3 separate regions of the Homo sapiens genome follow, and regions 1 and 2 are each linked to region 3. Evidence: chromatin loops called from intact Hi-C (ENCODE). Cell type or tissue: A673. All regions are shown on one strand.

Region 1 (8,000 bases), 280 kb before region 3:
AAAACATAAAATGCTTACTAGAGTAGTCCCTGGCACATGAGAAGGGCTCCATGATTGCAAATGACTGAAGAGTCATGAGAATGCAAAGAAGGGAACTATGGATTTTGCTAGAAAATGTATTAGAAAGGGGTTCAGCATTGCAGGAAATAAAAAGCAGGATACTACGCAAAGACAGCCCCACACTTTCACTTGGTACTTCCTGGCTTCCTACTCTTTGTGGTGTTGAATGGGCACAGTGACATCCTCAAGTGCTGTAACTGATGCATGTTTCTTACAAATGAGCGTTCACCGTTCAGTAGCACAAGGGGGTCTGGAGAAAACGCTTTGGAAGTATTTGCTGAATGAACGTACGAATAGAGCTTAGAAGTCACCTTGTCCAACGCAGCCCGATCCAGCTCAGATTGCTTGGAGAGCAGGGAACCTCTGGGAAAGGAGGAATGAATATCTCAAGCAAAACCCAAAGAACTTCAAAAATGAAATGGAGATAGGCACACTTAAATGGGATCCAGTGTGTCAACACTTTATTTTCTAATTAATTTGTATTGCTTCTGTATTTTACAACCCTTTTTATACCGTAGATTTAAAGTCTGCATCTCCTTTCATTGATGTATTCATTCAGCAAAAACATATCCAGTGAATAACTTCTACCTGCCAAGCACTGTGCTGGGTACTAGGACATAAAGGTAGGCACCTCACTCTTCCTGCTTTCGAGGAGTTTATCATCTGGTACTTGGCACAAACAAGGGCACAGATTGATACACTAAGACAAGAGCAATGTGTCCTGTGATAGAAACCAACACGGGTTTTGTGGGAGCACAGAGATGCAATCTCCAATTTGGAATCGGTAAGATCCTTTTTTAATGCTCTGTTAAAATTAATTAAATATTAAGAGGGAAATTTAACATTTCCCTATTAAAAACAGAGAAACATTCCCTGATGTTGCAAAAAGAGTAGTTGCAAAAATAACTCAGGCTTGGATCTTTCAACTTTTGAATCAAGTTTCAGAGCAAAGTTTGAGAGCTTTTATAAAGTTTGCCAAAGGAGAAGAATAAACTAAGTATTATAATCCTTACTTGGTTTCACATTTTTCCCCCTGAATGATTATATGTAGAATTCACTCTAGGTAAAATGTTTCTGATGTTGTCTGGGAGAAAACAATGGTTGCCCAATTTCTGTTGCCATGTAAAATAATTTAAAGGTTAAAAAGCTAATTGTGCTAACAATTGGGTCTATAGAAATTTAGCATGGGCGTGACTTGGCTTCAGAGAGCACTATGAAACAAAACCCAAAGACAGGTGTAACATCTAAATACAAAACTGGCAAAAACAGATCTTTTAGTAAGAAAAGAATAGTAAGTTTGATGAAAGAAAACAGGGGAATCTGAAACCAAAAGAATTATTATTATTATTATTGAGACGGAGTTTTGATCTTGTTGCCCAGGCTGGAGTGCCATGGCACGATCTCGGCTCACTGCAACTTCCACCTACCAGGTTCAAGCAACTCTATTGCCTCAGCCTGCCAAGTAGCTGGGATTAAAGGCATGTGCCACCACACTTGGCTAATTTTGTATTTTTAGTAGAGACGGGATTTCATTGTTTGGTCAGGCTGGTCTCAAACTCCGGACCTCAGGTGATCCGCCCACCTCAGCCTCCCAAAGTGTTGGGATTACAGGCGTGAGCCACCGTACCCAGAGTTATTTTGTAATTATTGAAATGTAGCCCCTGTTTTGCATTAAATTCATTCCTTCAATAAATACATAACCAGGGACCTAGCACTGCCCTAAGGGCAGGAGACCCAGAGGCAATGGGCAGATGTGCTCTGCTTCACAGCGCTCACACTTGTGCAAAACACCTGCAGGAGATAAAGATGACAAATAGCATATGTTGTCCATCTGTTTCCAAACAACTTTACAATATTCTCACACCAGTGAAGTTAGCTAATTCCCAAATTTTCATCTATCCATCTGTCCATCCTTCTGTTAATTATTTGCTAAACATCTACTCTGTGCCACTTTACTTTCTACATGTTTGAAGCACCCTAGCTTTCTCCTTTGTAGTAGTTATGTCAGTTGGAATGCATTACCCAATCATCTGTTTAGTGACTTATAACCCTTCTATTCTACAAGGGATAAGAGGACAAGTATTCTACCTTGTGGGTGTACAAAAAAGATATATTTAATATTTGAAGATTGAACAAACAGATGAACTAATAGTTTTTTGGTGAAGGAGGTGGGTAATAGAGAACTGTAATATAAGCTAGTCAGTGCAATAATGGAAATTCCTTAGATAGTTAGTGGATTATAGATCGTTAACTGAAATATGAAGGACCTTCTAAGTTGCTGGGCTATTAGAGAGGCTTCAGGAACAATCCTGACTTTTTAGGAGGAGGAATATGCCACGAGGACAATATTAGGGATGAATGCTCAGTCTTCCTTCTTCATCATTATTTCTCAGATCCATGGGGTGAAGGGAAAGAATAGTAACAGCTAGCATTTTGTGACCATTTACTACCAGCCAGACACTATTAAAACTACTTGTTATATGTTAAGTAATATAATCCGCACAGCAAAATCTATGAAGTGGGCATTATTTTTATCTTCAATCTCTGTATAAGGAAACTTACTTACAAAGAGGTGAAGTGACTTGGCCCAGGTTTCACAGCTGGTAATTGACAGATACAGGATCAAACTCAGATAGTCTTGCTCTACCTTTTCCTCTGAAAAGAGTAGATTCTATGCCAGAAGGCTGTCAATGAACCATGTATTTGATATCTTAGATCTAAGATTTCTATTTGAAATAGGTCCTTATTAGGAAATATTGTCATTTTTAGTTCAAATTCAACAATTTCAAGACAATTTTGTTTTCATTAAATTGAGTCAAATTTCACTCTAGGCTTGGAGTCCTTGTCCCCATGATGATTACCCATTTAAGACAAACAGGACACCAGTTCCAAATGATGGTGGGAAGTTGAAAACTATAAGGAAAAAAAGAACAAAGCCAAGGAGATGGACATAGATGGAAACTGGAAGCATTTTGGATTTGACTAGGGAGTTTGGCAGTAGAGGAGAAGGAGAGGATATCTCTGTGATGTATGGACAATATTTTAAGAGAAAGAAATGAAAAGGCCATTTTAGGAGAAGCTGACTTTATTTCAGGAGACGGCAGGTAGGAAACTGGTATTTCACATAAAGGAGCTTACCTTTTATTATCTACAAGAGGAACAGGAAATGAACCTATGTGGAAAACAAGGCATGTTCAATGAGAAAGAAAGCAAAGGGGAAGTTTCTAGAGTGAGAGCTCAGGGGCACGGTAACTGTGTTAGTCTGTTTTGCTTTGCTATAAAGGGAGACTTGAGAGGTTTAATTGGCTCATGGCTCTGCAGGCTGTATAGGAAGCATGGCATGGGTATCTTCTCTGCTTCCAGTAAGGGCCTCGGGGGGCTTTTACTCATGGCAGAAGGTGAAGCAGAAACAGGTGCATCACATGGCAAGAGAAGGGGTGCAGGAGAGAGAAGTGAGAGGTCCCAGACTCTTTTTAACAACCAGATCTCCTGTGAACTCAGAGTAAGAAGTCGCTCATTACCACAAGGATGGCACTAAGCCATTCATGAGGGACCCGCCCCCAAGACCCAATCACCTCCCACAAAGCCCCATCTCCAACACTGGATGTCACATTTCAACTTGAGATTTGAGGGGGACACATATACAAACTATGTCAGTAACTGTGTTGGGAAAGCAAGTACTTGAGAAGCAAAAAGGACACACAGAGTCACATTGAAAACAAGGCAGAGAGCTGGGACCAGGGGCCAGGGCACCTGCCTTAATATGAAAGAACATTAACAAAGGAAAGAAAATAGTAGCAAGAAACAATTACTAAAAGTAACTAAAGTGGGGGAGGGGGCATGACTTAGTATAAAGAAAATTAAGTATCCATAAGTATGTAGAATTATTGCCTGTCAACTAAAAATAAAACAGAAAAAAATTAAGAACTGGTAGCCAAAAATAGAAATAAGACAATTCTGAAGTGGAAAGGAGAGTTGCAACACAGCACAACTTCAAAACTTGGTCTCATCTCCCAGAAACCAAATTGCCTCAGAAAGCCAAGTGCTTGGAGGGAAATTCATAGCAGTCCTAGATAATATGGGAGAGAGGAATGAGATCATGCCTACATTACTGAGCTAACTAGTAAGTCTGAACCTTCTAGCATGATTAATATGACAAAGAACTGTATAGTAACTATGAGAATATACTACAGGAAAAGGAAATGTTAAGAAAAGGAGAGAACATAGCAGGTAAACGCACAAAAACCCACTCCTAATGGAAAAAAATGTGAAAAAACAGGAAATACCCATAAAAACTTCATGATACAGAAGTTGATAGAAACATGAATTTAGTAAACTTAGAGCTCAGAGACAAGATGATCAAATACCAGAAGGAGATAAATTGAAAATGAAAAGAAAGAAAATCTCACAAAAAAGCATGAAGGAACAAGATAACATTATCGCTGAACTAATAATAATTCACTGGGCTTCCTTTCCATGGACCCAGCTTCAGGACCCTGTTCCTCCTCAATGACAGTGGCTCTCCAGGTGACCATGATCAATCATTTGGAGGTGGCTCTTGAAAGGAAGCCCATGGACCTTTCTCTTAAGGATATGTTTAATTATTGCCCCTCTTAGATTATGAGCTCCTGGAAAGCAGACATTATCTCTGCCTGCTTGATAGATGACCACGGGTAACTGCCACCCTCAGCAGTGAATAGACATTGGACAAATAAATCATTCACATCAAGATCAACATAGCATTTCATTCAGGCTCAAGTTTGAATAAAAAAGAAAATTGTAGAGGGGTGGCAAGAAGATAGTCTTTTTAATTTTTTTCTTTTTAGGGAATGAGTATGTTCTTCCACCTGAATAGCAGGATTGGTTAAACACCTTAACCTCCATGTATGATGCCTGGCAGAGCCACCTCTAAAGAACACCTTTCATATCATAGACTTGTATGTATATTTATTACAACAATTTCCCGGTAGATGGCAGTAAGCTGTCTTCGTCTACCACACAATCGGTTTATTACAACAATTCTCTAACAGATAGGGATAAAAGTATCTTTGTGGGGTGGGATGGGGTGGGGGGGGCACTTTTTCCTAATTCCAATGGAGGCTCCATATGTGCTAACTGCACCACCCAGAGCATGACATACCTACGTTCAAATCCTAATGCCACACTCCGTTACTAGCTGTATGTTCTTCAAAAAGCAATATAACTGCTCTGAGCTTCCTATTTTCAGATTCCTTATCCATATCAAAGGATTGATAATAGTTCTTTTCTCACAGACAGGTATCAAGAAGTCATTAAGACAATGCAAGTAACACATTTAGCATGGCTAATTGGCACAAAATAAGGCCTAAATGTTCTTTGCTATCATCATTATCATTATTATTTATTATTGTTAAATGGCACTAAAACTCTGATCCCTTTGCATTTTGCAAACCAAGAAGGCAAATTATTCTCAAAATAAATAGAGTATGCAGATCATGCCTAAAAATATAGTAATTATTTCAAGCTAATAAAATACATTTTGTATCTAAGCACTTCAAAATATTTTGTCTATTCCAAGTATTATTTGCCATAGAAACATCTTAAAACAACCTCTTCATTTTGGTCTTTGGTACAGCGTAATTAACGTTGTTTAAATAAAAAAAAAACCCTGCCCAGTAATTAAATGCATCTCACAAATAAAGTGTCACGAATAAACTTAGCATATTATAATACATCATTTTATTTGCTGGCTTTTTTCTTACAGAGTCTTGAGATGCATTCTGAGAAATAATTTTTGTGTGTGTGCAATGGCAAATATAGCACCTAACCATGCTTTTTCATTGTTTCTTTGGTCTCTCCTAAACAACAAACAGCCCTTCCAAGTGCTGCTTCTTGAGTAATTGTTTTTTGTCAATGTTTTGTCAACTTGTCAATTGCTCACACACAGTTTATGAACACTCTCACAGCACAGCTGTCTACGGTCTGACAGAGAAACCCATCCATTTGGAATGCCATTAAGTATGGTACTCCCGTTTGAAGAAGCTCTGTTTATACCTTGGAAGAGTGGGAGAGTGTGTGTGAGATTTATTGCTGCCACTTTGGTAAATTCTGGTTTTGACAGAATATTTTTGAATACAGAATGCCAACCAGTGTAGAGACACAAATGATGGGACTTGCACTTCAATATTTCATCCCAAGCTCCAGGTGTTTTCTTAAAAAAGGGCTGATCTAATGCCATTAGGCCCTAAATCCGGTAACATGTCCATTTCGTTTTTCATGACCAACTTAATCATTAGGTATTTCACATGAACCAATTTTTTTTTCTTTTTTTTTTTTTTTGAGATGGAGTCTCACTCTTATGGCCTAGGCTGGAGTGCAGTGGCATGATCTTGGCTCACTGCAACCTCTGCCTCCTGGGTTCAAGGGATTTTCCTGCCTCAGCCTCCCGAGTAGCTGGCATTACAGGCATGTGCCACCATGCCCAGCTAATTTTTTTGTGTTTTTAGTAGAGACGGGGTTTCACCATGTTGGCCAGGCTAGTCTTGAGCTTCTGACCTCAAGTCATCCACCTGCCTTGGCCTCCCAAAGTGCTGGGATTATAGGCATGAGTCACTGCACTTGGCCATGAACCAATTTTTTGTCTTACACTTTCTGATAAGGTTTCTCTTTCATAATTTCACATTTTAGCTTCCATTATCCTCTTCTATTAAACTAGTTCTTTTCCGATCATCTTCCATATCAGATATTCAGGTCAAGTAGCTTTCAGGCACCCTTATATTTTCCCTCTTCCACTCTCATCCTCATCCTGTTACTATTCTAGGTATCTTTAGGTAACCTCATTTGCTCTTAGTGGCCCAACTGATATATAGACATAAGCATAAACACTTAAGTTGGAAACAGAAAAACTCTTACTATTGTTGAAACAAAATAAAATCACCCCCTGCCCAACTCTCTACATTACCTGTGTTTAATTTAGGCTTTGGCAAAAAGGAGCACAGGCAAATAAGTGCATTGATAGCTATGACACCTTTTAGGCAAAAGATCAAGTCCCGAGGATTCTGACTCCACTAATTCAGAGTCTAAGCTAATTCACACAGTGGCTGAGGTTTCCTTTTACAATAGCTGTAGTAATTTTAAAAAAGGATTGGTGGCCGGGCGCGGTGGCTCACGCCTGTAATCCCAGCACTTTGGGAGGCCGAGGCGGGTGGATCATGAGGTCAGGAGATCGAGACCATCCTGGCTAACAAGGTGAAACCCCGTCTCTACTAAAAATGCAAAAAAATTAGCCGGGCGCGGTGGCGGGCGCCTGTAGTCCCAGCTACTCGGGAGGCTGAGGCAGGAGAATGGCGTGAACCCGGGAAGCGGAGCCTGCAGTGAGCCGAGATTGCGCCACTGCAGTCCGCAGTCCGGCCTGGGCGACAGAGCGAGACTCCGTCTCAAAAAAAAAAAAAAAAAAAAAGGATTGGTTAGGTAGATTCAAATATAAGCAAGACTGACAGAGTAATGTTTTACCTACTTACACTCAAAGAAAACCCGAGAGAAATAAGCAACAGGAGGTAAATTCAGGTTAAGATAGGTATATTCAGAATCAACAGAAGCAGGGATCTTTTTCTATTTGGCACATCCAGGATTGTAGCTGATCACATGAGCTTTGGGTCAGAGTTTAAATTTCAGACCTGTTGCTTGGTAGCTGTGTCTTTACCTTCATCTTTCTAAGTCTCAATGTTTTTGGTTGTATAATGGAATGATAACAGCATCTACTTCAAGAGCTGTCTTGAAAATCAGCAGAATGTAAGTAATTAGTCTGAGAGCCATTCCGGGTGGCTGGCAGACATCCGAGTGGCCTCAGAAAGTGGAGAGCACCCACTCTGGGGCTAGAATCTCTTTTAGCACTTTGCATTGATTCTTTAGATAGAATGAGACATCCTTTGACGCTCTTTATACCCCCAAATTTTGTTATT
Region 2 (8,000 bases), 180 kb after region 3:
GCAGGAGAATTGCTTGAACCCGGGAGGTGAAGGTTACGGTGAGCTGAGATCACGCCACCACATTCTAGCCTGGGTGATAGAGTGAGACTCCATTTCAAATAAAAAAAAAAAACAAAACTACAATGACAAGCAGCCATGAATTGAGCATCAGTGCACATTTGGAGTGTAGTTATGCACGGCTCTAAGGAGTTTAGGCTATAGATCAAGTTTTGTGCACATCTTCTTACCTTGTAATATCTCCCCTCCCTTAACCCATCCTACAAGCACTCAGTTATTCCACTCACACAATCCAGTGCTGTGCCAGCAATACATGAGTGAAATCATTTAATACAAATATTTCCCATGCATCTACTATGTTTAAGGCATTTTGCCCAGATGCTGGGAATGTACTTGTAGGGAAAAAAAATCCGAGCAAAATACCTGTGTTCCTGGAGCTTGTATTATAGTGGGGAAAACGTCACTCAGTTGTGAGATGTTTCACATGTGATTTTTGCTAAAAATAATTATTACAAGTAATGGCAAAACCACAGTGACTTTTGAACCAATCTAACAATTTAAAATATTTGCAATTTATTTATTTATTTATTTATTTATTTATTTATTTTTGAGACAGAGTTTTGCTCTTCTTACCCAGGCTGGAGTGTTGTGGTGCAATCACGGCTCACTGCAACCTCTACCTCCCACTTTATTTCTTTGGTAACACAACTCTCACTGCCATTTTGAGTTTGCTACCTTGGGTGAGAAAGGAGGAGATGGAGTTATGGTTACCATTTAGGAAAATGTAGATAATAACCCTGTGCTTTTCCAAGGTAGAGTATCACATATAGGAACATTCTGTATATAACTCTCTGTTATAACTGACCAGAAAAGAAGCAAGGATCACTGCTTTGTGGAATTAATCATAATGGGTTGTTCTGTGGGCAGACATGGTACCCACAGAATGAGCCATGGACCTTCTGCAAATACCTACTGTTGCAGTTTCTGAAAGTAAAATGATCTTTACTGGTATTGAGGAAGGAGAAAATGAACAGATATGACCAAGCAGGACTCTAGAAAGCACAGCAAACCTTCATGAGGGTGTCTCTGTGCTTGGCTCCAGAATACATATACATATCACCTCTCCCCATACCTGATGGGAGCTTCTGACTGAGGGAAAAAAAGAAAGTTGGCTGAGTAATCCACAGACACAGTACAATATGTCCAGCTCACAGTTGAATCAACTGTTAGTAGAAGGGACAATAATCACTTTGCAGAGTCTCACGAAGGGGGTGACTACTGTAGAGTAAAAATGGTCTGTCCAGCAAAGAAGGAAGTGAAAGAGCATAATTCCAGTAGAAGGAACTGTATATGCAAAGGCACAGAGCCTAAGGGATCACGATATGTGAAGGGTGCAAAATCCCTGGAGCCCGGAGAACCAACTGGAGTAAGATACAAGGCCAGAAAGGTGATCTGGGGCCAGATCAAGAAGACCTAAGGCTATCTCATCTTGGGATTTAATCCTGAGGGCTAGTGCTCCCAAAAAAGAGCATGTTACCCTTGTTGGCATAGCAGATCATTTTAGAAACATTTAAAAATCATTGTTTACTTATTTTAATTTTCCTTCATGTTCAATGAAGAAAAAGCAACACATCAAAACTGAAATGTAATGAAAATTATTGCTTAGGACAAGGGCAAGTTTAAAATAAGAGTACATTTAAAGAAAATATTAAAGAAAGCATTGTAAAGATGGTACATGATACAGCTAAAAATATTGTAAAATGTGGAGGCAAATAGTGAATGTTTGAGAAATAATCCTGCTAGAGTTAGACAGGTGAGCAACCGGAATGACATGACTAGGTCTGCAGGGTGTTGTTGTGCACTGTGATTTGCCTTCCAAAGATCACCCAAGCACCAGAGCGGAGGTTGCACTAAGGTAAGTAGAGGACAGTCTGGAACTCTGATTTGGGAGACCAAAGAGTAATCCCAGAAAAAGACCTTGAAGACTGGAACTACAGCAGTGACAGTGTTGATAGTGACGGAAGGACACATTCAAATATGCTCCCCCTGCTTCCTTTCAAAGTAGAGCACAGCCTGGCACACAGGCAGGAAATGAGAAGGAGAGATGGCTTTTCCCCAGATTATTATCATTTATGCTTCCTTTCCCAATGACTGGTATTAGAATTATAACGTCGCGTGATAGTGATGTTTTCTCCTGGTGTCCGGAAGCTGCAATCTAAGTGCTCATAAACATCTTTGGGAATGGATGAACAGAGAGTATGAAAATGGACTTTCTGATTTAGTCATTACAGCATCTGTGCTGAACTGTCAGCCACCTGCAACTGGCCACATGCAAGGAAATGCCACTTTGAAGTTCACAGTCACCATCAAATATAAAAAAGAAGACAATTTATACCAGGTGGGTTGATGATTGTTTCAATCCCCAAATTTTCCTCCTTGGTGTTCATCTTTATTCTCTCTCCTATCAGCACCCCAACTTTCCTCCAAAAGCCACCCTTTCTCCACTTTAATCCCTGAGTTTAGGTGGTCTTAACACCCTCCCTTGCCTTTGAGGTGGACACAAATCTCAGGTTTGGCCTGGTTCACAAATAGGCACTTGGTACAATCTCAGTAAAGAAGATTCAATCAGCACTATGTGCTGGGACTATTTGATAAGGAAGCACTTTGTCCATTCCTGATATTCAGACCTGAAGTTCAGGAGGGCCACTACAGGGAAGGAGAATGACCCTCATCCAGAAAGAAATGGACCTTTGGGAGGTAAAGACTCTATATCCTCATGGCAATTTTTAGCCTTTTGGATATGGTTTTTCTCCCTAGACTTTTCAGTTTTGTGAGAAAATATTCCCCTCTTTTTTCCCCTCAGGGCAATTTGAGTTGGGTGTCTATCACCTACAAACTAAATGTCAGTGCACAGTCAAGCCCAGCTTAGTAAATCAGCATGTAACTGGGATGGGATGGGGGAACAACAGTGAAAAGGAGGCAAGCACTGCCAGGAAGAGGCCAAGGGGCTCATTCTGATTCATCTCTAAAAATTTAATGAGGACTTGCTATGTGAAAGGAAGTGTATTGGACAAGGTCGGGTAGGGAGTAGGAATGTAAAGACTTAAGAAAATGGTCTGTGTCCTTAAAATTATTATCCTCCCTTCAGGTTGGAGTGTTACCAGTGTAAAGCTTACAGGGCATAGGTGAGTTTCTACCCTGCCCTAACTCTACTGACCTTTAGGAAACAGGATGCCTGTGGTCAGAAGTTCCCCTTCGTGGCCAAACCAGTCAAGACTTGTGAGATCTAAGACAGCAGCTCTCTTGACCTAAGAAGAACCTCTAACTTTGTTATAACCTAATTTCCATGCTAAATGACACTCCCATAGTACCATGACAGCTGACAATCACCATGACACTGACCAGAAGAAACTATAAAAAGACAAAAAGGAAAGCAGTACTCTGGTTCCCAGAAGTTGTCTGCCCATTACCAGAAAAGATATGAATATCCCTCCCCTTGTTTTTAATGCCCAGCCCTTTCACTAAATATGTCCTATATTTCTGGCTTCCCAGCTCTCATGAGCTGAAAGGTTGATTTGGGAGCTGAGCTCCTGCCTCTCAATTCCATGGCTGTGGAATAAAATCTCTATCACTCAATGCTCACTTTCAGTTTTGCATATTGGCTTCACAGCACTGAAAAGGGAAATATCCCATTTTGGGGAGGACTGGCTTCGTTGGTAACAAGAGAAAGGTCGTGTTACCTCTGGACCTTGCCTCTACCAAAGCACGCTCCACTGCCACCTTCTCTCTTACTCTCTACATGAGATGCTATCTCCAGTCTCATTGAGGAAGTCCACACCGTCAACCAAAAGCTCCCCTAACATCCTTCACGTTGTATGAAGGATGCATTGTATCCTGCATTGTATGGAAGGTTTTAGAGCAGGGAGTGCTGCAATCAGATCTCTGCTTTTTGAAAAGTCACTTTTGAGACTTAATTTTGGCATAAAGCATTGTATGAATTTCCTGATGACTATTTTTTTTCCATTTCTGGGCAAAATTAGCACTCAGGAAATTATTTTTCTATGTATATGTATAAAATTATTTTTGTGTGACATGTTAAAAACCCTAAAACTGAAAGGGCAACATGCAGTTTGAATGAACTATGATGACCATTCTCACAGCCTTTCCTCTCCTTGTAGCCTCTTTCCTACTGTGCTTGTCCTTCTGACAATTGCACTTTGAGTGTGACATGAAACATTTGGAAGGAAAGAAAAAACAAAAAGGAGGTAAAAGGAAGGAAAAGGTGGGAGAGAGAGAAGGAGCAAGGGAAGAAAGGAGGGAGGCAGGGAGGAAGGGAGAGAAGGAGGGAGGGAGGGAGGAAAGGAAGGAAGGAAGGAAGGAAGGAAGGAAGGAAGGAAGGAAGGAAGGAAGGAAAGAAAGAAGGAAGGAAGGAAGGAAGATTGGCAGCCTCTTGGAGTTTGTTGGCATGGAAACACAATGTTTCTCTGAACAAAGCCTCCTGCACAATTGCAATGCTACTATGTATCAATCCCACAAAATAACCACTGGCCAGCAATCACAAAGTATTACCAAAGAAATGCAGGCTGAAGGGGAGCCTGGATACAAAGGGCAAATATGCCCTGAAAAGTCACAGAGAAGTATCTAGGGCTGGAAGTTGAAGTCAGGAAGCTGAGTCCCAGCTCTGCAGAGCTGGAGGAGGCTGCTGTTATGTTTCTCTCCTCCTGCTTAGCCAGCAGAAATCAGATCATTTGCAGATCTTGCCTGCCCTTCTCTTTTGGAGTAAGAGATGTATGGCCATTTGTTATTTCTGCATGTGCTGAGGACTCTTCTCCCTCCCACCTCCTAAATGGAACGACGGAGTCTGTAAGTGCAGCAAGAATCCAGCATGCAAAGCATCAACACTATGGATCCCTTCTTGCTTTTTTGCTGCGCGCCCCCTTCTTCCTGCCTTAGGAAACCTTATCTTTATCCTCCTTTGCCCAGCTGCCGGATTCTTAGTGTGGCTTTTCAAACTGAAGGACACATATTTATGGCTCTTCCTCTGAAATTAAAATCCAGGATAGGTTACGCATATGGGGAAAGGAGGGGTCCTTCAATCTTGAACATGCTGCCAAGCGAGTCAGCACACAGGCTGGCTTGAGGGAGACAGAAATATCTGTAACAAACAAAAGCCAGGAAATAAAATCATGATGCTTGCAATACTTATCAAAATGATGACCACCACAGGAATCTAACATGGGCAACCCCACACTTTGGGCAGGGCAAAGGAGATGTGTTTCCATAAACAACAATATACAGTTGCCACCTTGAATGCTTTCTTTTGGAAGTAGGAATGTATAAGTTGTAAATTAGGATTAAACTCAAATTCACATCCGCCTTTATAAAGACCCTATAGCAAAACTGATATGTGAGCCTAGACAAAAGAAGGTACTGGATCCCTATAGACTCTGGCAACCCCTGGGAATGGAGTGCATTGTCCTCTAAGGATGTGTCAAAGGACAGTTGTGAAGTCCACAGGGACCCACAGCATGATCATTTTGGGATGGAGATAAAAGCACGTGGCTGAAAAAACACAGAGTCTGTTTGGGAAATGGTGACTGGCCCAGGAACCAGATCGGGAGTATGAGATATGAAGAATGGCATTGAAAACCAAAGAGGTAGTATCGGAGTCAAGGAGCACTATTTTAGGGAATTTGAACTTTATTCATAGGCAGGGAGGTGCCATGGAAAGTTTTGGAGCAGGGAGTGATGCAATCAGATCTATGCTTTTTGAAAAGTCACTTTTGAGACTTAATCTTAGCATGAAACCTACAGCAAGCACTTCAGGAAATTAATCTTTCTATGGTCACGTATTCTAAACTTTTATGATAAACTGGTGATTCCGGGTATGGCAGAAGCAGAGGGGAAGGGTATGACAGAGAGTATAGGGGTCCTCTGTTTTAGACCCATCTTTGGAAGCAACCACAACCTGGCCCTGCAGCCCATCCAGGCTCCCCCTGTGGAGTAAGTTGTTAGCTCATCACACCAGAAGCCATTTAGAGATATAGCCATTTAAGGGGAATTCCTTCCTCCTCTCTTCTCCTCCCCTCCCCTCTCCTCCCCTCCTCTCCCCTCTTGTCCCCTCCTCTCCCCTCCTCTCCCCTCCTTTCCCCTTCCCTCCCCTCCCCTTTTCTTCCTTCCTTCCTTCCTTCCTCCTTCCTTCCTTCCTTCCTCACACAGCCTAGACAAGAGATAGGTCAATCTATAATATCATGAAAATTTTTTAATTAAAGGAAAAATGAAAAATCGGCTGCCTTTGGGTGCTTGTCACATAACAACATGATACAGCATTACTTAGGAACAGATTCCAGTTTTTTTAGCCTCCCTCACTGTCAGGCTCAGATGCCAATCAATCCCTGAGCCCTTAATGTCTTAGCATCCTCAGCAACAATGAACTCCACCTTTAATTCACTAAGGGGGCCTATTAAAATGGCCTGGCTGCAGTCCCCAAACATGGTTCTTCTGCTTCCTTCCTTCTCCAGCAGATGCTCCCTGCTGACAGTTCAGAAGCCCCCTTGCTAACCCTCTTTACCCTTGCCTAATGTCGACTATCCTTATCCACCCTTGACCACTCCTCTCAACCTCATGTATCTTCAGTAACCCTCATCTACCCTCGATCACCCTAATCCGTTCTCCATTCTCCTCATCTAATCTTATCTCTATCCCCAACTATCCCCATCCACCTTTGACTACCCTTGCCTCCTTTTATGAATCATTAGCTTGCATTACCACCTTCATACCTACCCCCAGAATATAGTAACAAGGATTACAATCATGCCTTCTCTGACACGCAGCATGTTTTCCACTCGAGAAATATCTTTGGAATGAAGGATTTGTGTAGCAATCATAATCATTTGTGTTTACTGGCAACTGATATCTTCGACGTCATTTTACATCATTGTTATTTAATCGTCATAAGAATCCTGTAAAGAATGTGAGATTTTCCCCAGATGAAGAAATTTCACAGCTTTATGAAGGTGAGGTTACACCTAAGTACAGGACAAAGACTCAGGGACCTCCTGCTATTCCTGCTCACAATAACAGATATTGTTTAGTGTCACACTGCAGTATGTTCAACCCAACCATGCATGAGGAACTTTATGGATATGGTGTATCATCCTCAGAGTCTCACAAGGAAGGCAAGCATATTACAAGTGAAGAATCTAGAGCTCAGGAAACTTCAGTGACTGACCCAAAGCTACCAAGCCAGAAAACGGCAGAATAGGGACTGAGAAACAAGGTCCTCTAACTCTGGGTGTTTCTTTTGTATCAGAAATAAACTTATTCACACTCTGATGTTATCGAAGTCATGCGCATTTCTTTTTCATGAACATGTGCATTTTAAAAGGAAGAAAAAATTCACCTTCATGGTACAGAAAATATTTTTTTAGTTGGAAGAATTGTCTGAAAAATTATACCAGAATGATTAAAGTTTCCATAGTCCCTCAAGTTATACTTTGTACTTCTAAAGTCATTCCTGTGTCAAACACCAAAGAAGAAAATAGGTCAGATATTGAAGTTATCTTCCTTCTACTACATTCCCCTCTCTTTCATGCCTGTTTCTACTGCAGAGCACATTTGACTCTCTTGAGCTAAGGCTCAAGAAATGTGAGATACTCTGTTATGCAAATCACAGGAGGAAAGAGCAAGCAGGAAAAAAGGGGACAATCTGCTACGGTGGAGGTTTTTGAATTATGAAGCTTTAAGGTAAATAGACAGATTAAGCAGTGACCTAGTTTGACCTCACAAGCAGATGGAAGACTCTTAAGAAATTGTGTTATGAAGAAAAACTGGGAAGAAAAAGGGAATTGGTACCGACTGAGGGCAGAATAGCACATTGGCTTGGGTGAGTGTTCTGACCCCAGACTGCCTGCATTTGATTCCTGCTCCACTTCTTAACTGTCTCAGTTTCGTGATCTCTAAAAAGGGAATAATAATAAAAATAGTACCCAACTTAAATAGTC
Region 3 (8,000 bases):
GCTTTCTCTTTTCCATTTTGGACTTATGACCTCATGGGGGGTCCCCTACAATCAGTTGACAGAGAAAGAGAAGGCTTGGAACAGGTTTACCGATGGTTCTGCATCATGTGCAGGCACCACTGAATGTGGACAGCTGCAGCACCACAGCTCTTTCCTGGGGCATCCTGAAGGACAGTGGTAGATGGAAATCCTTCCAGTGGGCAGAATTTTAAGCAATGCATCTGGGTTTTTTTTTTTTGCCAGGAAGAAGTAACAGCCAGATATGCGATTATATACACTTCATGGGCTGCATCTATTGGTTTGGCTGGATGATCGGGGACTTAAAGAGATCGTGGTTGGAAAACTGGTGACAAGGAAATCTGGGAAAGAGATATGTGGATAGACCTCTTTGAGTGGGCATAAAACATGCAGATATGTTAGTTCCACGTGAATGCTCATCAAAGGGTGACCCCAGCAGATGAGGGTTTTAATAATCAAGTAGATAGGGTGATCCAGTCTGTGAGTACCAGTCAGCCTCTCTTCCCAGGCAACCCTATCTTCACCCAATAGGCTCATGTACAAAGTGACCATGGTGTCAGGGATGGAGGCTATGCATGGACTCAGCAACATGGACTTCCACTCACCAAGGCCAATCTGATTATGGCCTCTGCTGGGAGCCCAATCTGCCAGCAGTAGAGACCAACACTGAGTCCTCAATATGGCACCATTCCTTGAGGTGATCAGCTTATCACCTTGTGGCAGGTTGATTACATTGGACAATTTCCACCATGGAAGGGGCAGTGTTTCATTCTTAATGGAATAGATGCTTACTCTGGAGATGAATATGTCTTTTCTGCTGCAATGCTGCTGCCAAAATTACCATCCATGGACTTACAGAATGCCTTATCCATCGTCATGGCATTCTATAGAGTATTTCTTCTGATCAAGGAACTCACTTCAGAAGAAAGTGTGGTACTGGGTGCATGTTCATGGAATTCACTGGTCTTACCATGTTCCCCACCATCCTCTAGCAGCTGCACTGATAGATCAGTGAAATGGCCTGTTGAAAACTCAGTAACAATGTCAGCTAGGTGGCAGTACCAGGCAGGGCTGGGGCAAGGCTTTCTAAAAGACTATGTAAGTCTCTCAGTCAGCATCCAGTATATAGTACTGTTCCTCCTATAGCCAGGATTCATGGGTCCAGGAATCAAAGGGTAGAAATGAGAGTGTCACCATTCACTATTACCTTTAGGGACCCACTAGCAAAATTTTTGCTTCCTGTTCCTGCAACCTCTTCTCTGCTGGCCTAGAGGTCTTAGTTCCAAAGGGAGAAGTTCTTCCATCAGGAGACACAAAAATGATTCTTTTGAACTGGAAGTTAAGACTTCCAGCCATTTAGGGCTCCTCAGGACTCCAAATCAATCAACAGGCAAAGAAAGGAGTTTTTGTACTGCCTGGAGTGAGTGATCCTGACTTCCAAGGGGAAACTGAACTGCTACTCCACTATGGATGTATGGAATGTAGGAGATTCCTTAGCATGTCTCTTAGTGTCACCATGCCCTGTGATTAATGTCCATGAAGAGTGACCCAATCCAGGAAGGACTACAAATAGCTCAGGACCTTCATAAATGAAAGTTTGGGCCACCCCAACAGGTAAAGAACCACAGCCAGCTGAGGTGTTTGCTGAAGGCAAGAGGAATACAGAATGGGTAGTGGAAAAAGGTCATTATAAACACTGGCTACAGCCATGTGACCAGTTACAGAAATGAAGGCTGTCATTGTCATGAGTATTTCTTCCTTATTTTGTTACGAGTATGTCTGTGTGTGTGTATGTGTGCATTAAGCAAACGTTGTTTTCTTCCCTTTCTTATTTTCTTATCACATATTATAAGATGTGTTGACTTTATAATATAGTATTTAATATTATTAACTACATCATAATTTATAAGTCATAAAATATCAAGCAGAAGAGTTAACATCACTCAAGGACTTTATTTCCTCCTCTGTGGAAGGGGTTAGTGCATTTCTGGTTTTACACATGATAGTTGTATAACATTTGGTGGAATTTTGACCTTTTAATTCTGTTTATTTGGAGAATAAGTATGATTTAAGAGGATGTGTGTGGGTGCCAAGTTGACAAGGGGTGGACTTGCGATTGTTAATTCTATGTCAACTTGACGGCCATGGAATGCCCATGTATCTGATTAAGCATTATTTCTGGGTGTGTTGGTGAGAGTGTTTCTGGAAGAGATTAGCATTCGAGTTAGTGGACTGAGTAGCGCAGATGGCCTTTCCCAATGTGGGTGGGCATTATCCAGTCACTGAAGGCTTGTATAGAATAAATGGTGAGCATTAACTAAATCACGTATCATGACTGTGTAAGATGTTAACATTAGGTGAAGCTTGGTGAAGAGCATACAGCAACTCTCTGTACTATTTTTGCAACTTTTCTTTAAGTCCAAAATTTACGCAAATGTAAATTCTAAGTCACACAACATGGTGCCATAAAAGATAAGTGTGTGTATAAATCCTATACACACACTTATTTTTTATGTTTGGCACAAACATTTCGAGTGATGTTTAACAGAAAAATACTCATTTATATTTGCTTTATTTAAAGATAAAACTTGCGGTTGTCATTTACTTTTCTAGTTCAGGGAGTAAGTGGGTTACCACCGCTCTCTCAGTCGCTGAATGACATTAATTTTGCCTTTGGAGTATTTATTACAGCAGTGTGTTTCCTCAAACAAGTTAAAAATTTTGGAATCCCTTTTATTCACCATGTAAATGGCAACACGGTTGTCTTAGAATTCCACAATGTGTCAAGCTTCAGTAGTCAACATGGTCAGTGACCCAGATCTTACACCACATTCCCTTGTGAGGAAGATATTCTTCTGAGCCTAAAATGTTGAAGACGTTTCTCTTTTGCTGCTGAGGTCTTCATACCAGCTTGTTTCCTTCAACCCCTGCTATGCTAAACTCTAAGGCACAATCCCAATTATTTTGCTTTATGTGAATTTCAATGTGTTAGTTTCCCTAGTTTAAAAAATAAGCTCCTCATCTACTGGAACTTGGTTTGACTGCACATTTTTCTTTCCAGTGTGTTTACTGCAGAAGAATTTGAGCCATACATTTTAGTTATTTATAGGACTCTGCTTAAGGTTATGGTGAAATTGAACAATTTCCCAAGATTCAGGCTGTGGGTTTTGGGGAGGGGGCTGTGAGATTGGTCCGGAGAATCCTGCTTTGGGAACTAGATCATCACTCAATGGGGAGGGGACAATGGCCCTACAGATTGGTGTGGTCAGTATATGGACAACAGAAAGTGGCACGCCGACCCTCATATCTGGAGTATGATTGCTTATTTAGAATCAAACAATGAAAACAAACAAAATCAAAGAGATGACATGAGCAGATCCATTGATAACCCGCCTTTTTAAAAACGACACAAAGTTCCGGCCCTCTTTCCCCAGTCAGAACAGCCGGTTTCCCTCCTGTACATTCCCTGCCCTTATAGCAGGTAATGGCCTGAATGCACGGTGATTTCCCTTGAGCAGGGGCGGTACCTGGGGAGCTTGCGTTGTGACTGCCTCAGCGCCTCCTGTCTCCCTCTAGTGGCAGCCTCAGGGAGGGCAAGCATACGAATGTAAATTCTAAATCACACCACAGGGTGTCCTTGTTTAAAGTTCTCCAATGTCTCCTTATCACTTAGAATAAACCCTAGCTATCTACCAGTCTCTGTGAGGCCACTCACTATTGGACCCTGTGTACATCTCTGAGCACGTCCATGTCTTTCCTCTTCCCAGTTCTACCGCCTTCCTTCTGACTTCAAATACGCCAAACTAGAATTCCCTTTAAGGTCTTTGTACTTGCTTTTTACTCTCTGGGATTCTCTTTTGCCCAGACTCTAAGCCTACCTTCTGATCATTATTCAGGTTTCAGCTTAAACACCACCTCTTCATCGGAGTCTTCCCTAATGACCCAATCTACAGAAACCCACTTTCTTCATTGCACAGCCATATTTTATTAGTTCTTCATGGAATTCACCAACGTGGTGAAACTCTGTCTCTACTAAAAATACAAAATTAGCCGAGGGTGGTAGTGCACGCCTGAAATCCCATCTTCCTGGGAGGCTGAGGCAGGAGAATCGCTTGAATCTGGGAGGCAGAGGTTGCAGTGAGCCAAGATCACACCATTGCACTCCAGCCTGGACAATAAGAAGGAAACTCTGTCAAAAAAAAAAAAAAAAAAAAAAAAAGGCGGGGAGGATATTTAAAGAAGGATATTCTTTTTTTTTTTTTTTTTTTGAGACAGAGTCTCGCTCTGTCACCCAGGCTGGAGTGCTGGAGTGCAGTGGCGCGATCTCAGCTCACTGCAAGCTCCGCCTCCCGGGTTCACGCCATTCTCCTGCCTCAGCCTCTCCGAGTAGCTGGGATTACAGGCGCCAGCCACCTCGCCCGGCTAATTTTTTATATTGTTAGTAGAGATGGGGTTTCACCGTGGTCTCGATCTCCTGACCTCGTGATCCACCCGCCTCGGCCTCCCAAAGTGCTGGGATTACAAGCGGGAGCCACCGCGCCCAGCCAAAGAAGGATATTCTGATAATATTGCAATGGGAAAAAAATCTCTATGGGAAATATATTCCAAAGTCAAGCATAAGACCTGGAAGTCAATGGAGAAAGAATTGATAATTATGGCAATGAAATTATCGTTTGTATAACACAGTGAGCCAAGTTAAGAGATAAATAAAACATTTGGTGGCAATATTTGCAAAATAAATGAATAAAGATTAATAGCCTTAATTTTTTTAAAATGTATATCTCAATAGGAAAATGAAAACAATCCTATAGAAAATGAACATTAGATATAAACCAACAATTCACACAGTACAAATCACCACTGAGAATATGGAAAGACATTCAACCTCACTTATAATCAAGAAAATGAAAATCAACATAAAATGCTGGTTTCTGTTAGATTAATAACAGAAAAAATTCACGTCTGTCAGAGAAGTAGAGGAATGGCCATAGTAATCACTGGGGAAGAGTGTGAATGGGTCCTGTCCTTTTGGAAGACAATTTGTCAGTGTCCACCAAAATGTATAATGCACATATACAATAATTTCACAGTTATGTATTTTGTAATAACTGACATTTCTTTGACTATAAGTGAGATTAAGTATTTTCATGACAATCATTCATCTGTATATTTTTCTATTCTGAACTTGCCTGCTTATGGCCTTTGCCTGCTTTCCTACCATTAGATCATTAGCTGAGTAAGAGGTGGGGAGGAAAGGAAGCACAAAAAGGCCCCTAAAATATACTTCCTCATACGTGAGCTGTTGAACTCCTTCATCATTTCACTTTCAATAGTGGAGCCAGTGGAGGCAATAATATAATTACAATCATTTCTTAGTAGTGGCTGTCAGGCCTCTGAGCCCAAGCTAAGCCATCACATCCCCTGTGACCTGCAAGTACACATCCAGATGGCCTGAAGTAACTGAAGAATGACAAAAGAAGTGAAAATGGCCTGTTCCTGCCTTAACTGATGACATTACCTTGTGAAATTCCTTCTCCTGGCTCATCCTGGCTTAAAAGCTCCCCCGCTGAGCAACTTGTGACACCCCCTCCCCACCTTGCCCCTGCCCGCCAGAGAACCCCCTTTGACTGTAATTTTCCTTTACCTACCCAAATCCTATAATATGGCCCCACCTCATCTCCCTTTGCTGACTCTCTTTTCGGACTCAGCCCGCCTGCACCCAGATGAAATAAACAGCCTTGTTGCTCATACAAAGCCTGTTAGGTGGTCTCTTCACGGGGACAGGAGTGAAAGTGGCCCCACCCCCAGAAACTTGCAATCCTTTATTACTTGCTACAAAGATGAAATAATTGCATTTAAATATAAGAAGATCGAACTTAGCATGCATTCTTTAATTCAGTTAGCAAACATTTATTGACTACCTACATTTGCCAGGGACTGTTTCCTTTATCCTTCCGCAACCCTTTTTTCGCCCACTCTTACGTATAAAATATATACAACCTCTTTTTTTTTTTTTTCTTTTTTTGAGATGAGTCTTGCCCTGTAGCCCAGGCTGGAGGGCAATGGTGCAATCTCGGCTCACTGCAACCTCTGCCTCCCAGGTTCAAGCGGTTCTCGGTTCTCCGGCCTCAGCTTCCCGTATTTCTGGGATTACAGGCGCACTCCACCACACCTGGCTAATTTTTTTTTTCTGTCTTTAGTAGAGACGGGGTTTCACCATGTTGGCCAGGCTGTCTCGAACTCCTGACCTCGTGATCCTCCCGCCTCAGTCTCCCAAAGTACTGGGATTACAGGCGTGAGCCACTGCGCCTGGGGTGTACAACCTCTTAAGAAGCAGTGGCATGGCAGAGGAATCAAAGCCAGCCATCAGAGTCCACAAAAAAGGTGATCAAGTTTTCCTTCTGAGCAAGAAGGGAAATTGTGTTATTAAAATTTAAAAAGCAGAATCTTGAAAACTTGAAAATTCTACAATTTTTTTAAAAAGTTAACAAAATTCTACGTGTATTTATAGCTTTTTTGCCCATCTTTGCTAAAATATATATGTGTGTGTGTATATATATATATATATATATATACACACACACACATAAACATTTATATGTGCATATTTATATGAATGAATTTAGACAAGAAATGTCCTGGAAGAAGGCATTTGAAACATTTTCTCAAAAGGTGAAATTTCATACTATTTTCATTTCTTTTTGTCTTATTTTTATTTTTTTAACTTTTTGCTACTAAGGTATACTACCCCTAATAAACTCAGAAAAGAAAAGATTCCTTGTGTAGTAGTTAAAAGTAGGTTCTGTAACCAACAGTCCCAGTTTCTTTTTGGTTTCCTTTCTGTCACTTTCTTATCTCATGAATTTGACAATTACTTTTAAAAAGTTACTTGAACTATGCTAAGCTTTAGTTTCTTCACCTGAATCTAGTGATAATAACTAATAACTACTCTTAAGGGTTCTTAGTTTGGATTAAATAAGATCAAGGGAGAAAAGCCCTTAGGATATAGCTTCACACATAGTAAATACTCTCAGGGTTAGTTCATTTCTTTCCTCCTCTCTTTTCATGTGGACAAATGGTTAACTTCAATTAAACATTAGGGAGTCTATAGGAGCCATAACTGTACATCTGGGGGTTTCTGGGATAGTCCCAGTTTCAAATATCGTATCCTGTTGCCAGACCACATGTACTGATTTTAATTTAGGATTCATGATTTTCATCAGGCTTATGTTCCTTTTGTCATCTTATCATAATATCGAACATCTTTGAGCATATGCTATGTGCCATCCAATCTTCTGTAATGAGGAAAAATAGCTCTGAGAGTCTGACCAGTTGTCTGCAGCATTAAGCCTCATTCATAGACAAAGTCTTTATTTTTATTTATTTATTTATTTGAAATGGAGTCTCTCTGTTGACGAGGCTGGAGTGCAATGGCGTGACCTCCGCTCACTGCAAGCTCCGCCTTCCGGGTTCACGCCATTCTCCTGCCTCAGCCTCCCAAGTAGCTGGGACTACAGACGCCTGCCACCACGCCCGGCTAATTTTTTGTATTTTTAGTAAAAACGGGGTTTCACTCTGTTAGCCAGGATGGTCTCGATTTCCTGACCTCTTGATCCGTCCGCCTTGGCCTCCCAAAGTGTTGAGATTACAGGCATGAGCCACCGCACCCGGCGACAGTCTCTTTTATACAGTTAACTGAGATGTTACCTGCCTTCCTTAGTAGATAGGCAACCTCAGTTCATTGGAATGCTAAAAGGGCTTCTCAATGAATATGCATTTTTCATATGATATTAAAGAATAAATGATAAAAATAAGGAGAAATTCTAAATGGATTTATAAAGTGAATATAACATTGGTATAAGTTGACAAAATTGTGTCAAAAAAGAAAACTACATACAGACCATTCACACTACTGAATATTTATGCAAAAATCTTTAATAAAATATTAGCAAACATAACCCAATAGCGCATTAAAGAAATAA

What was found. Hi-C counts contacts between places; a loop is a spot of excess contacts. Peaks named below come from ENCODE experiments on the same cell type or tissue, not always from the same donor. Only the 100,000 strongest peaks of a DNase experiment are listed, where the experiment ranks them.
Region 1: a loop joins it to region 3, with 2.0 times the contacts of the local background. A loop is called at or near these places in 2 of 110 quality-filtered maps.
Region 2: a loop joins it to region 3, with 2.4 times the contacts of the local background. A loop is called at or near these places in 2 of 110 quality-filtered maps.

What each region holds. Positions count from the first base shown.
Region 1 is chr4:16,638,067-16,646,066 of GRCh38, forward strand. All of the region lies in intron 2 of LDB2 (LIM domain binding 2), which reads right to left. Among named protein-coding and RNA genes, the nearest start is that of LDB2, 260 kb to the right of the region's middle. In A673, a CTCF peak has its summit at 4,999 (motif pointing right); a DNase peak (open chromatin) is centred at 5,035; H3K27ac peaks cover 726 bases.
Region 2 is chr4:17,089,929-17,097,928 of GRCh38, forward strand. No RefSeq gene overlaps it. Among named protein-coding and RNA genes, the nearest start is that of LINC02493, 92 kb to the right of the region's middle. RefSeq lists an enhancer at 3,246-3,335. In A673, no CTCF peak of the experiment used is centred here; DNase peaks (open chromatin) are centred at 4,433, 5,043 and 6,063; H3K27ac peaks cover 6,700 bases.
Region 3 is chr4:16,913,335-16,921,334 of GRCh38, forward strand. No RefSeq gene overlaps it. Among named protein-coding and RNA genes, the nearest start is that of LDB2, 19 kb to the left of the region's middle. RefSeq lists a silencer at 3,444-3,523 and an enhancer at 5,074-5,891. In A673, CTCF peaks have their summits at 1,064 and 3,604 (motif pointing left); DNase peaks (open chromatin) are centred at 1,087 and 3,597.